Linked DNA regions of Homo sapiens: regions 2 and 3 are each linked to region 1. Evidence: chromatin contacts called from ENCODE Hi-C or POLR2A ChIA-PET data. All regions are on one chromosome and are shown on one strand. The core of a region is the stretch at or near the end of the contact, and the rest is flanking DNA. Distances in the headings are between cores, read along the strand shown. Region 1 holds the start of MARCHF7 (membrane associated ring-CH-type finger 7). Region 2 overlaps TANC1 (tetratricopeptide repeat, ankyrin repeat and coiled-coil containing 1). Region 3 holds the start of LINC02478 (long intergenic non-protein coding RNA 2478).

Region 1 (4,416 bases), core at 825-3,324:
CTACAGGAACAAATCATGAATTCCTAAAACAAACCATAATATCATGACTTTGCAGTTTCTTTATCAAAGTCCTAGTGAGCCTTCACATCTTAGTTCAGGCAATAAATAAATAAATCCTGTAAAATTTCCAAGATTAAGCACCCCTCCCCTATGCTCCCACAGAACCACTGTACAGTCATATTAAGATAATAATAGTTGTTTATACATTAGTCTGATGACTAAACAGTGAGTTGTGGAGGGCAGATGCCATGTCAAGCTCATTCTTGTAATGTGAAGCTCTCCATAATTTGTAATTTGACTACAACAAATTACAAATTATCTAAAAAAGTTTTAAGATATTTGACAGATTTTGCATTATAAAATTATTTTCCTACAATAAAATGTCAAAATGTAGACGATTCTTGAACATAGAGCAGATAAAAGAGTTGTGTAAGGTGGGTATGGAGCGGACTAAAAATTGGCTACATGAGAGTCATGGATGACTTTTGTGTCCAAGTTCGTTACCTGACACCTTCATGTAGAACATAACCTGGGCATCCTCGTGCTTTATCTGGGAAAATAGCCCTCTTCCAGGTGGCAGAAAAAAGAAATCATTTGTACTTGAATAAGTAGGAATTCTTAATTCAAGACACCTGACCCAGCACTAAACTTGGAAAAAAACCAAGACTAGTATTATGTCCCCTAGTGACTGCTTCACACACCACCTCAGCAAATTTAATCCTCTCTAGAAATTAACTGCCATGTTTCTGAGACAATCTCGTGAACTTAAATAACTATGGCAAAAATCAAGACTCAAACCCAGGTCTTCTGAGTCTGGTGCTACTGCCTCATGCACCAGTCCTGTCTCCCAAAATGCTGTAGAGCTGTTAAATAAAAATATTATACTGACCTCATTTCTCAAACAAACTTTTTGCTACCTCAAGTAAAAGATCTAGTTACACTACATGTGTGCCTTCTTAATAACTGTATACTATTGGATTTTTAAATCGAAAATTCATCTTTAATCCTACATCTTGGTTCTGGACAGAAAGGTGGAGATTTAAAATAACATGTAATCAGAAAAATAGCTAATCAATCCTACAAAATGGGGGAGAAAACCTCGCCAAATTTCAGTTTTCACACATTTAACTAATAGTAACAAACAACATTAGTCGTGACGAATTTATTACCCAGATAGACTTTCCCAATATATTTACTTTGGTACTTGAGAAAAAGTATTAAGTGCAGCATTTTGGGGTGAGGGGGTGGACACACATCTTCAATACGCAGTTTCACCAAAATGAGGGAGTTTCCTACTCCCGGCGCCTTCTATATTTTTACTTCTTAGGCCAACAGGTCCATTTTTAATACAATCACCTACTTCGAGTTGCAGAACCCACAATTCACCACAACACAAAAATAACTCTCAGGGCGTCACGATATTCAAAAACTGACGTTACCAATAAGACAATCTTGGCCGAATCTAAGGGGCTACCGAAGTCACTTCGACTCGAGGCCGGGCTGGCCGAGCCGGAGCCCTGCCCGCCTTTGCCCCGCGCTCACCGGCGAGCTCACGCGCGACACCCGCGGCCCGCAGGGCTCCGAAGACCCCCCGCCCCACGGCCCAAGAGGAGGCCGCCCCGCGCCAAAGGAGGGCTCAGGCTTCTTCCCGTCACCCGCCACACGTCCCTGAGGAAGACACACAATCTGTCCCCTGCACCCGCCACAAACTCCACCACCCGACCAAAGGCCCCTGGCAAGGGAGGCCTGCGCTGTGGCCCCTTGGCCCCGGTGGCCCCGGACCAAGCTTCTCCACCTCATCCTGAGAGGAAGCGGCCTCCGCGTCCCCAGGCCTCTTCGTTTCCTCCCCTCCCCCACTCGCGGCCTGGTCCCGAACTAGCGCCCAAGACGGAGAAGAACTAGCTCCGCAGCTCATTACCCCGGCTCCTGAGCCGGCACCGACCAGTGCGCGTCCCACTCGCAGCAACACGCACCGCCGCCTTTCTCCTTGGAGTTCTAGGCCCGTGACTGAGGAAATGCAGTCGGCAGCGAAGCACAATGGCGCCCGCCCCTCTCCCGGATCCGGCGCAGAACCAGCCACCACCGTTAAGTGCCCCTCCCTGCTCCTCCTCCCCCCACTTCGCGGACTTCCTGGCTTCTCGCGAGAGTGGCGGCGCGGCGGGGACCGAGAGCTGCGGGCGGGCTGGAGGTACCCCACCGCGGGGTGGTGCTCTGACTGCGGGAACCGTTGAAGAGCTGCCCCCGGGGAGTCAGCGAGGCGCCACTGGTAAGCGGCAGCGGCTGGCTGGCCGGCGTGCCGGCAGCTGGGCTGGCGAGTGTGCGGGCGCCGGGCGCTGGAGGCCCGGGCCGGGGCGGTCCCCGCCCGTCTATAGTCTCTGAGCCAGCCCCTTCCCTCCCGGGCGCCGGGTCCCCGCCCACAGGCCCACCTGCAGGGCCCCGTGCTCGAAATAACGCCCAGCTGGTTGGCTTTTTTTTTTTTTTTTTTTCTTTTTCTGGCTCTTGGTAAGTGGCGCAGTGAATGTTGAATTGAATCAAGCACTGCCTTTTCCGACCTACCCCTCCCCGCTTGCTTCCCTGCCCGCCCTGTGTGATCTAACTGCAAGCCCTTTCCCTTAAGAGTTGGAGCCTGTTTGTCCAACCTTGTGATCATTTCCTTGTGGTAAGAATCTTGGTAAATGATGGTGATCATGTCTTTTAAAATCGTGATAGTAACCTTTAATAGCGTAGCCATCGATTTTGCAGTAAACAAATTCACCTATTTAGAAAGAGGGAGGAAAATTGTGAGGTGAATGGTCTGGTGAATATTAGATGAAACTTTCAAAGAACTGTAAATGTGGCAAACTAAGATGTAAATGAGTACTAATAAATAAAAGGGAGTAGGTTAGGGAAAAGCTACATCTAACTATGTGTAAATATTTAGATGATATGTTGATTTGGAATAATGAATCAAAAGTTTTTTAATGGAAAAGATCAGTTATTGAAACTTGGAAGAATACTGAAAGGCACTTGATTTTTTTTAATGACCTATTTTGTTAAGGTATTAAAAGCAATCCTTTGGATCCAAATAATTCCAATAAATGAAACACAGTGTTTCTACGTGTTTGTCATTACATCGGAAGGGAATGGAGTATCAGTCACTATCATCCTTATTTTATTGTCTTGGGGACTAACAGACTGTACATGTTTCACTATGATAAATTCTAAAATACTATAAATTTTAAAGACTTAAAGGTATTTTAAGTTGGCATGTAAGTGCCAATCTAACTTTTAGGATATGAAATGAAAATAAGCATCTGGTATGGGATAAAGTGAACAGAGATTACTTTTGAGGAAATTAATTTGCCCTTTAAAGAAAAATAATTCTTTTCCAGCCTGTTCGAGTGCCCCTGCAGCATTGTGGTTATAGATACACGGATGTATACACCCTGAAGAACCAGACTATATGGCTTCAAATTCCACCCCTGCCTCTTACTACCTTTGTTATCTCAAGCAATTCCTTAACCTTGCTAAACCTAGGTTTCCTGTAAAACGGGGTTAATAACAGTACCCATGCTCTGTAGCATTGTTTAGATGAGATAACACGTCAGTTCCTGAAACAAGTAAGCATTCCGTAATTGTTAGCTATTACATTCCATGTCTAAACCACCAATAATATTGTTTCTTTCTGTGACTTAATATTACATAGGTCTCTTAGACATCTTCTCAAGATTATGCTAAGAGAAATGACTGCACCCTTTTCCTGAGCTATGGCAGTCAGACCTGGCAGTGGTAACTACTCTACAGAACTCCCAAACCTGGCAAGGATGGTGCAGATTTTGGCAGATTATGGCTTTGTCCCCACCCAGCACTGATGATATTATAAAGTGAGTATGACACCAATTTCCTATGCTAAACAGAGCTTCTAGTTTTTTATTGGTGCTAGTAAATAAAGACCACTGATGAATATGTTTTTATTATTTAAGAATGGTTCGTTGTGTTTCTTTTTAATGTACTCTCTCTGATTTTAGTATTCAGGTAATTATCATGAGTGATAAATAATTATTGAGATTTTGCTATGCTGCAGACATTTTGCAGCCGGGCGCCGTGGCTCATGCCTGTAATCCCAGCACTTTGGGAGGCCAAGGTGGGTGGATCACGAGGTCAGGAGATCGAGACCATCCTGGCTAACACAGTGAAACCCTGTCTCTACTAAAAGTACAAAAAATTAGCCGGGCGTGGTGGCAGGCGCCTGTAGTCCCTGCTACTTGGGAGGCTGAGGCAGAAGAATCACTTGAACCCAGGAGGCAGAAGTTGCAGTGAGCCAAGATCATGCCACTGCACTCCAGCCTGGGCAACAGAGTGAAACTCCATCTCAAAAAAAAAAAAAAGACATTTTGCTAGGAATTATGGATGTGAATAGGTAAAACATGGTCATGG
Region 2 (4,416 bases), core at 1,161-3,660, 730 kb after region 1:
GCCACCCAAGTAGCTGGAACTACAGGTGTGCACCACCACAGCCGGCTAATTTTTGTATTTTTTGTAGAGATGGGGTTTTGCCATGTTGCCCAGGCTGGTCTTGAACTCCTAAGCTCAAGTGATCCACCCACCTCAGCCTCCCAAACTGCTGGGATCACAGGCATGAGCCACCATACCCAGCCTTCAGTGACTCTTTTTTTTTTTTTTTTTTTGGAGATGAGTCTTGCTCTGTCACCCAGGCTGGAGTGCAGTGGCGCAATCTCGGCTCACTGCAGCCTCCGACTCTTGGGTTCAAGCGATTCTCCTGCCTCAGCCTCCTGAGTAACTAGTATCACAGGCACCCACAATGACGCCTGACCAATTTTTGTATTTTTTTTTTTTTTTAAGTAGAGACAGGGTTTCCCCAGGTTGGCAAACCAAGAACCTCAGGCTATCACTCCTCACTCTCCACGTCCCAGGTTCCCTCCTCCAGCCTCTTTTTAATACATGAGAAAAGTACTCAGAATCAAGCTTCACTAGAAATCTCTTGCCAAAGGTCCACTTAAAACAACAGAACAAACCTAATTTTGAGGACTTGTTACTTTTGAGTGTTAATCCAAAAAACTAAAAAGCATCATTGGCAGAATTAAGTATGAATGTACACAGGTTCCTAAAAACAAGCAATTTTCTCAGATGTTGCTTTTTACCAGAGATCAACATCCTATTCTTTGAGGAGTTATCAAAAGCTCCCTGAAGGAAGTGAAATTACAAGACAGCCTAGGCCATTGGGAAAGCCAAACATTTCTCAAATGTGAGAACCTGTCTCACTCTCAACCCAGGAGCTTGACATGAGTGCAGATCCCCAAAACCCACCACAGGCCTACTGAAGCACCTCCTGGGGGCAGGGCCTGGAAATCTGCATTCCAAATTAAGTGCCCCAGATGATGCTTAGGCATTAACCATGCCCTCCTACAAATTCTAAGTCCATGCCTACCTGGAGGTATATCATTAGCTTAAAAGAGTTTCCACAGGAATGCCAAATTTCCAACCACCGACTGGGCATTTCCAACTGGGTATCCCAGATGGCCCCCAAACTCTGCCCCTCCCCTCCTGAGAGAGTGCTGTTATAGTATTGTTCATCATCCATACCTTGTTGCCACACCTGGAAACTCTCTACCTTCAGTAAGCTGCTAAGTATTCCTTTTCATCCCAGTCCAAAAATCATACACCATGTGCACTCCTTCTTCATGTTCTCATTCCGTCTTGTTAAGTGAAATTGATAGGGAGCCACTGATTTGGACTGAGCTCTTGCACTAGGATCCAACAGACCAACCCAAATGGAGTCATTCATGCAAAAGTTCCACGTCACCAAACCAAAACCTAAGCTGTTTACTTGTAAGATCGGACCCTCCAAGCAAACAGGAGAGAAATGATAGTCAAATCTCCAAACAGGCCAGTTTTCAAAAAGCACAAGATTCACGACAACCAATCAAAGGGGGCCCAGTCAGCTGGGTGCGGTCGCTCATGCTTATAATCGCAGCACTTTGAGAGGCCAAGGCAGGCAGATCGCAAGGTCAGGAGTTTCAGACCAGCCTGGCCACGTGGTGAAACCCAGTCTCTACTAAAAATACAAAAATTAGCTGGGCGTGGTGGCACATGCCTGTAATCCCAGCTACTTGGGAGGCTGAGGCAGGAGAATTGCTTGAACCCGGGAGGTGGAGGCTGTAGTGAACCGAGATCACGCCACTGCACTCCAGCCTGGGCAACAAAGCGAGACTCTGTCTTGGAAGAAAAGGGAAAAAAAAGGTGGGCCCAGTCAACCAGAGCTGGCAAAAATAAGGAAATCCCCTCTGCTTTAACCCACACAAGGAAAGTAACCTGAAGTAATAATCTGAGGTTAACCAGTCCACCTTTGGCACTATGCAATCTCTGTGCTCCTGCTCAAGCTGCCTTACAAAACCCGCTGTTCAGCCATGCCCTGCAGAGCGCCTGCCTATTTTGTAGTCTGGGTGCTGCCTAGTTCATGGACCCCTAAAAAACAACAATTAGATCTTTAAAGCTTCATTTGTTGAAATTTTGTTCTTTGACATCTTGTTCTAAAAACCATGGTGGCACAGGACAGTAAACCCAAGTTCAATCCTGGCTGAACTAGGTTACTTTGAGCTTGCTTCCTTTTCTGCAAAATGAGGATGACAACAGCACCCTATGAAAAGTTTTTCTGTGAAGATTACATGAGCTAATGCACCTTCACCTTAAGTGCACACTCAAAGGTATTCAACTGGCATTAGTTCTCTTCCTCCCACTAACTCAGGCCTCAAACATCATCTCTCACCTGACCTACTTCAAAAGCCTCCTAACAGAGAGCTCTGCAGCCCATCTGTCCCCACGCCAGTCTCTCCTCCACACCACCGCTGCCAAAGCTTTTCTCCAACACACAGATCTGATTACATCATCTCCCTGCTGAAAAACCTTTGACAGCTATCACTTGCTTACAGGATCAAGTCCACACTTCTTAGCCTGGCATGCAAGGCCTTTGCAATCTGGCTCTCTTCTCCCTGCCACTGTACCCAAATGCCAAGCACCGTCCGTTCTAGTAACAACACCCCAAACACAACTTGTGTTTTCATGCCTCCCAGCCTCTGCTTCTTACGCTCCTTTTCTCTAGAAAGCCTCTCACCCTCTTTCCCACCTGGCAAAGTCACCTTCACCTCCTCCCCCTCCTCCCTGAAGCTTTCCCCAGCCACTGTCAACTCCTCCTCCTCCCCCTACTCCTCCTCCTCCTGCACTCCCTAACACCTTGCAGTGGTACTGTGTGTGCACTTGTCTCCTCAGATTGAGACACAGCACTGGGCCTCAAACCCTGAAGTGCACAATGACCAGCTCTCAAGAAACATTTTTTGGAAAAATGAATACAAGACCTCCACCACCCGCTGACAAATGAAAATGGTTTCTAATTTGTCAAATAGTTACCACCTTCATGGTAACTTTTTATCTTTAAAAAACTCATAAGGAAATTCTATTTGTTGAGTTGGCTAACACCACTCTTATGAAGGAAGCAAAAAAGCCTTGTGAAGAAGGTAAAGTCTCTTTACATTTTCCACTGGCTTAGGTCTCAATCACTGTCCTAGAAATGGCATCTCTTTTTTCCAGATGGAAGGGGGAACTAACACCCTTTGATTCCTCCTGGCTTAACTTTTGGTATGTAGAGTTGGGACAGTTAAAAGGGTCCTTTTTGTTGAAGCAAAACATTTCAGAAAGGAAGAGATTAAACAAAACTTTGTAATGGTAGAGGAAAAGTGTAAAAAGCTCAAGTACCACTTGACTTGAAGTCTGTAGGGAATCAAGTTCATTCTGAGAGAACAGGCACTATCTGGGAAGGAGCAGTGTCAGTCCTTGCCTGGCTGAGATCTTTTCTTGTCCAAGCCAGATTCAAAGCCAAAGTCCCAAGACTTGGAAACAGCTGATGACAGAAGACAACACTTTTTGGTTTACCCATAAATGGCAAGAATGCAAGGACCATAGATATCCAGGCATTCTCCAAACTGTTCCTCCACTTCTGTTCAAAACTTAGGATATATTAATTCCACCTTCGCGTGCATCTTTAATAGGCACAAAGGCAATAAGGAGAATCCCCATTTCTCCACTGTGAGGATCTTGAATGAAGCACTGACCATCCTCTTCTCTAGAAAAGCCTGCTCTCCTGTCGGTAATATTTATTTCATAAATGAATATGCATGTATGACTTGAGCACAGTACAATAGACTTATTCCACCTAAATAAAGTGTATTGTTCTAAACCATACTCAAGCAAAACATTACAAAAGTCTGAGGAGCTTCACATGTTGTCAGTCTCAGTAAAAAAATTGATTTTTTAAATACTGATTTTCATAAAAACCAGAGTTTGTTAGCAATATTTTTGTGCCAATAATAAAATACTACTTTTTTGTTGTTTGTTTGGTGTTTTTTTTTTTTTTTTTTTGGGAGACGGAGTCTTGCTCTGTCTCCCAGGCTGGAGTGCAGTGGCGCGATCTCGGCTCATTGCAAGCTCCGCCTCCCGGGTTCACGCTATTCTCCTGCCTCAGCCTCCCGAGTAGCTGGGACTACAGGCACCCGCCACCACGCCCGGCTAATTTTTTGTATTTTTAGTAGAGACGGGGTTTCACTGTGTTAGCCAAGATGGTCTCGATCTCCTGACCTCGTGATCCAACCCACCTCGGCCTCCCAAAGTGCTGGGATTACAGGCGTGAGCCACCGTGCCTGGCTAAAACACCACTTTTGACTCTTACTCCTTCTCCTCTATAAATCACCATCTAAAACTGTCCTACTTGTTAGCTCAAAACATTTCATATAGGCATATAATTGTTTTAATATAAGCAACCAACTCCCATACAGATTATCTTGAAATCAAGAACTTATCTCGACTTCTGTAACAAGTACC
Region 3 (4,416 bases), core at 1,156-3,655, 560 kb before region 1:
ACCCATGGTGTTCTGTGCTTGCAGTGCGAGTGTTGCTGTAATTCAGTGTTGCCGTCAGTGTCTCTTTTCTTAGCTTTCTGTCTTTCTTTCAACGTAGTGTGAAGTGTCTTATCCTTTTCTATGAATTCCAATTTGCCTTAACTCTTTTGATGCTGTAGCTGTTTCAGTAAAAGTTAGTTCAAACTAATGATGTAGAATGCTTTGACCAAATGAGCTGGTCTATTATGCCTTGTAAAACAGCAGCATAGGGCTTTTAAAAGGTAGTCAATAAAAGTTGCTGAAATTTTGGCTTTTTTAAATATGTAGTAGGTGTTTTTAATGATTTTTCACATAATGTGTAAGGTAGTGAAATGCAAGAAGGGAAAAATGTTTTGTGTGAAACACATTTTCTGACTGGGGAACTTTTATTAGGGTAAATTGTTTGTAAGGCTGTACGCCAACAGTTTCCTCTGATAGTTTGACTGATTTAGGATATCTGCTGTATGATGCAATGTAAAGTCTTTTTTGCCTTTTTTCAGGAAAAAAAAAAAGCTAACTTGATGTACTAGATTTAGTGTAGGTAGTGTTGGGGTTGGGGATGGGGGTGGGGGAGGGGAGTCACTGAATGTTTTGTCCTTCCTTTATACTAATGATAGTGCTTTAGAATGAGAATTATGCCTGAAATCTGGCAAACCGAAAAATGTTGCTATTGCAACAAAGTGGCAAAAGCTAAAAGTAAGGATTTATCTTCAAACATAAGCTGAGATAACGAATAGAAGCAAAACGATTGGCTACTAGCTCTCTCTCTCTCTCTCTATTAGGTAAATTTGAAAAATAAAAATGACTTGGCACTTTTAAAGGTAACTTCACCAAAGACCGAAGAGCCAGTAACCAGTAGCTCCAACTTGTCTCAGCATCACATCTTCTGTGCTCTTTATTTTTGCCGGACCAGTTTGCGGTTAGGAGAATGTGCCTTTTTTGTACCTTTGCATTTAGGTTTTATAATTTTAATTGATGTATGGACACACACAAACAAAAAAGCATGAAGGAAGATTTGGATCCAAGCAGTGCCACACTTTACATCATCACTACAAGTGTTCAAGTGTAAAGAAAACCAATTTTGAAACTATGAAATTCCTGATTCATAAATACACAGTTATTTCTACTTTAGTACATATAAGATAATTCACTGTTATTAAAGCTCTTTTATTAAGGCAATTGCATATGTTTTAAAAGCAATGGTAAATTAAGTTGTCTTCCAAAACTGTGTACTTGTCTGGTCAGCTGTGTATGATCAGTTATCTACCTCAGAGTCTATTTTCTTTTGTGCTGGGACAGGTTGCTGGCCCTCCCTGTTTCCACAGACCAAATCCTCCTAGCTCAGGAGCTAGGGCTAAGCAGTTATTTCTTTCAAGTATTTTTTAGTTCTTAAATTTTATGCTTGTATTTGATGATAGATGTCAGTGACATTTCATAGTTTCAAAAGTCCTTGCTGCTCTGAGAAGTGTAGATTCTAGTGAAAATTACATAGTCATAAGAGAAATGTGTTTTTGTTTTTGTTTTTGTTTCATTTTTTTAAAGTTGTGGTATTATTGGTTCTATGCTCCCTGGAATATTACTGCTTTGTGAAAGTCCAGACTGAACGCAGCACCCTCTGTGTACCTAGTACAGTTATAAACCTGGGTCTCTCACTACTTGATATTTTTGCATTAGTTAAGACAGAAATTTGATAGCTCGGTTAGAGGGGAGGGGAAATCTGCTGCTAGAAATGTCTGAACTAAGTGCCATACTCGTCTGGGTAAGATTTGGGAAACATAACCTCTGTACATAAAAAAAAAAAAATCAGTTAAACATCACATAGTAGACAGCCATTAAATTATAAAAAAATTAATTTATGAAGAAAGACCTTTTGTACAGATTGAAAAAAAAAGATTTTCATAGAGATATCTATATGATCAAGAGAGTTAATTTTTTATTTTTGTTTTACTAGTGCCACAGACTTGCCAGTGGTAACTTATTTGTCCGGTTCAAGATAACTCTGTAGTTTTCTTTCCTAGGACTTGTTGTTAAACGCCAAAAGACATTTTTGAACTGTACATTTGATCAGATTGTTAGCTTTTCTGTTTTATTTCTTTTGAGAACCTTTGAATAAAAAACATCTGAAATTTTATTTTTCCTGTCAATTTTTTTTAAGTCGATTAAGTGTATATCAGAATTTCATTTCATTTCTGATCTCTTTCTTCAGCTCAGTAGATTGGTTTGAAAGTGAGTTGAAAGTTATGTCAGATTCAATATATCCTCAAAATACATTTCCTTGAAAACAATTGGAAAAACCTTTCCACCCCACTTTTGCTGGTTATTTAAATCTGTGTAATGACCAGAGACGTCAACCCTCAGCTCAGCACGTCAACCGTCAGCTCAGCACGTCAACGGTCGGCTCAGCAAATATCCAGCCCAAAATACACCACTAGTGGTCTGTTCTTAAAGACCAAAAAACCAGGCCCTTTTTCTTCCTCCTTTCTTGCTGCTACGCCTCAACTATTTCATTGCTTGTCAATGCTCAGCAAGGAAGACAGCCTAACAGCAGCCCTCCCACCTGTGGTAAGGAAGCATGTGGGCGAGAACCTCGGGATAATCTTATCTATGCGTTTATGACCAAGGTCCTCTTTCAGAGCTACCTGTTCAGCTGTTCCCGACTGGAGGCTCCCGTGCAGCATTCACGGAGGAGCGAGAACTCCTCTTTCCCTCACTTGACTGCTTTATAGGAGGCACTTAATATGCAAAATAGGCTCCTTCTGCCCAAAGTGGAGTAAACGTTTTAGTGTGGTGGTTCAGTATTTATTTCCTGGTGTCCAGTGGCTCTGTCATGGTGATAAAAAGAGTGGGCAAGGAAAAGATGCAGTCCGCTCCATTTCTGGCTGCGTCCCCTGCCATGTGGATGGTGTGCGGGGTGAGTTAGATAAGGGAGGGGTCAGAGCACTTAACTTGCCGGAGCCAAGAAATCGCTGGTACTTGATGGCTGTTTCAGAGAAGGAAACAACATTCCTCTGATGCTAACTGGTGCTTCTGAGAGCAAAATGTCAGGGAGGAGAGAAGCATGGCCTCTCGAGACAAACCCAGGCTGCTAAGAATGTAAGCTCTGGTCTCACTTTGCGTTCCAGCCAAACACCTAAGTGCTCCTTTCTATGACCAAAGGTAAGAAAGAAATGCAATTCAGGCTCCTGGGCACCTTCGTTTTTGTTCACCCTATTTTTGTTGTAGCTTCTCGCCGCTGAAGTCCGCGGCCCTCTATCTGGCTGTGTTATGTACTGAAACCGGTAAACATACTCAGGAGCACCAATCCACGGAAAAGGGAGGATCAAGCCAGCGATGGTGGTTCACAGTTACCGCTCCCATATAACTAGAGGGGTTGTGGCATGTTTGGGGATAAACCCCACCTAGCTGAAAGCTCTGAGACTGAAGTGGAATTCTGGGGTTGGAGGAGAGGAAAGAGGGTGTGGCCGTTGCTCTGTGGTCTACGTATTTTCCCCTCTATAGTGGCTGGAATGAGGAAAGCCAGGGAGTGGAGGCGGGAGTCCCGTTTTTCACCCCACTGCCACACCCTTCATGGCCAGTGGCTCTAGGTTTATCCGCTGGAGCTTAAATCCCACAAATACTGATTTAAAATTCACTAGGAGAAAGGCAGTGCCTCCCAGCCTGAGCCGGGGCTCAATGAATGTTAAGATATGACTGATTATATCCTCATTCCATTAGGGTAGCCAAAAAGGAAAAGAGCCAGCGCCATTGGGACAAAGGTCACCGACCTCTCAATCGCCCTGCCCCTTCCACAAAAAGCCTGAGATGTCAAGTAGGTGGGGGAGGGAGGAGAGCCGGGAGCTCAGGATTTGAGGAAGGCCAGGCAGTCTCTGCCCCTCGAATAGCAACGCGATGAGCTCAGCCCCCTCAGTCCAGGCCGAGAGCCAGATGGGGGTCACGTGGCCGCGGGGCCCCCCGGGCGCAGGGTCCTCGGCACAGCTGACGGGTGCGCGCCGAGCTCCGCCGGGCGAAGGAATTCCAGCCCCGCAAAATGGCTCCAGAGTGTCTCCCGTGACTCGCTCGGTGGCTGCGGAAGGCAAGAGGGTGTGTGCGCTTGAGCCGCTAGAGGGAGGGTGTTTTGTTCCTCAGCCGTCAGACGCGAGCTCTGCAGGCCGAAAACCCAGACCCGCTGCAGCCGACATCGGGAAGCCCCTGGGCGGAGGTTTAGCCTGTCGGGGCACACAGGCCTGGGTCACAGGGGTCTTGAATTTGGGGTTCCTCGTAAGACTGGAGCGCAGGCCGTCGCCTGTGCTGGCAGCGCCCTCATTGTGAGCGTTGTTGGTCAGACTGGGGAGTGACTGAAATGTGACTTTGAAGGTTCAGGGCAGCTGGGGGCGGCTAGGGAGGAAACCGCGCGCCTTG

The links. A loop is a pair of places that touch in the nucleus more often than their neighbours do. ChIA-PET counts read pairs that join two places held with the same protein, here RNA polymerase II (POLR2A). Pooled maps may share reads with other maps.
Region 2: a pooled map shows a loop between it and region 1 (2.7-fold over the local background). The contact joins the enhancer-like site here to the promoter of MARCHF7 in region 1. A Hi-C loop is called at or near these places in 4 of 50 pooled maps. POLR2A ChIA-PET finds 5 or more read pairs at or near these places in 2 of 52 experiments (BJ and IMR-90).
Region 3: a pooled map shows a loop between it and region 1 (9-fold over the local background). The contact joins the promoter of LINC02478 here to the promoter of MARCHF7 in region 1. A Hi-C loop is called at or near these places in 10 of 50 pooled maps. POLR2A ChIA-PET finds 5 or more read pairs at or near these places in 2 of 52 experiments (WTC11 and activated CD4-positive, alpha-beta T cell).

The regions. Positions count from the first base shown.
Region 1 is chr2:159,710,164-159,714,579 of GRCh38, reverse strand. MARCHF7 (membrane associated ring-CH-type finger 7) reads right to left here and starts at 2,074. Exons shown (of 12, transcript NM_001282805.2): 1 at 1,974-2,074; 2 at 1-23. It also overlaps a transcript of BAZ2B not described here. RefSeq lists silencers at 1,476-1,595, 2,116-2,625 and enhancers at 1,786-2,065, 1,833-2,499.
Region 2 is chr2:158,983,010-158,987,425 of GRCh38, reverse strand. The region is part of intron 1 of TANC1 (tetratricopeptide repeat, ankyrin repeat and coiled-coil containing 1); the gene reads right to left. Among named protein-coding and RNA genes, the nearest start is that of TANC1, 17 kb to the right of the region's middle. Within about 2 kb of position 2,410, at least 3 of the 41 ENCODE cell types and tissues checked have a DNase peak (open chromatin) inside an H3K27ac peak, as active enhancers do.
Region 3 is chr2:160,269,884-160,274,299 of GRCh38, reverse strand. It overlaps LINC02478 (long intergenic non-protein coding RNA 2478), which reads left to right and starts at 2,405. Exons shown (of 2, transcript NR_103775.1): 1 at 2,405-2,580. It overlaps RBMS1 (RNA binding motif single stranded interacting protein 1), which reads left to right. Exons shown (of 14, transcript NM_016836.4): 14 at 1-2,149. RefSeq lists an enhancer at 3,588-4,197.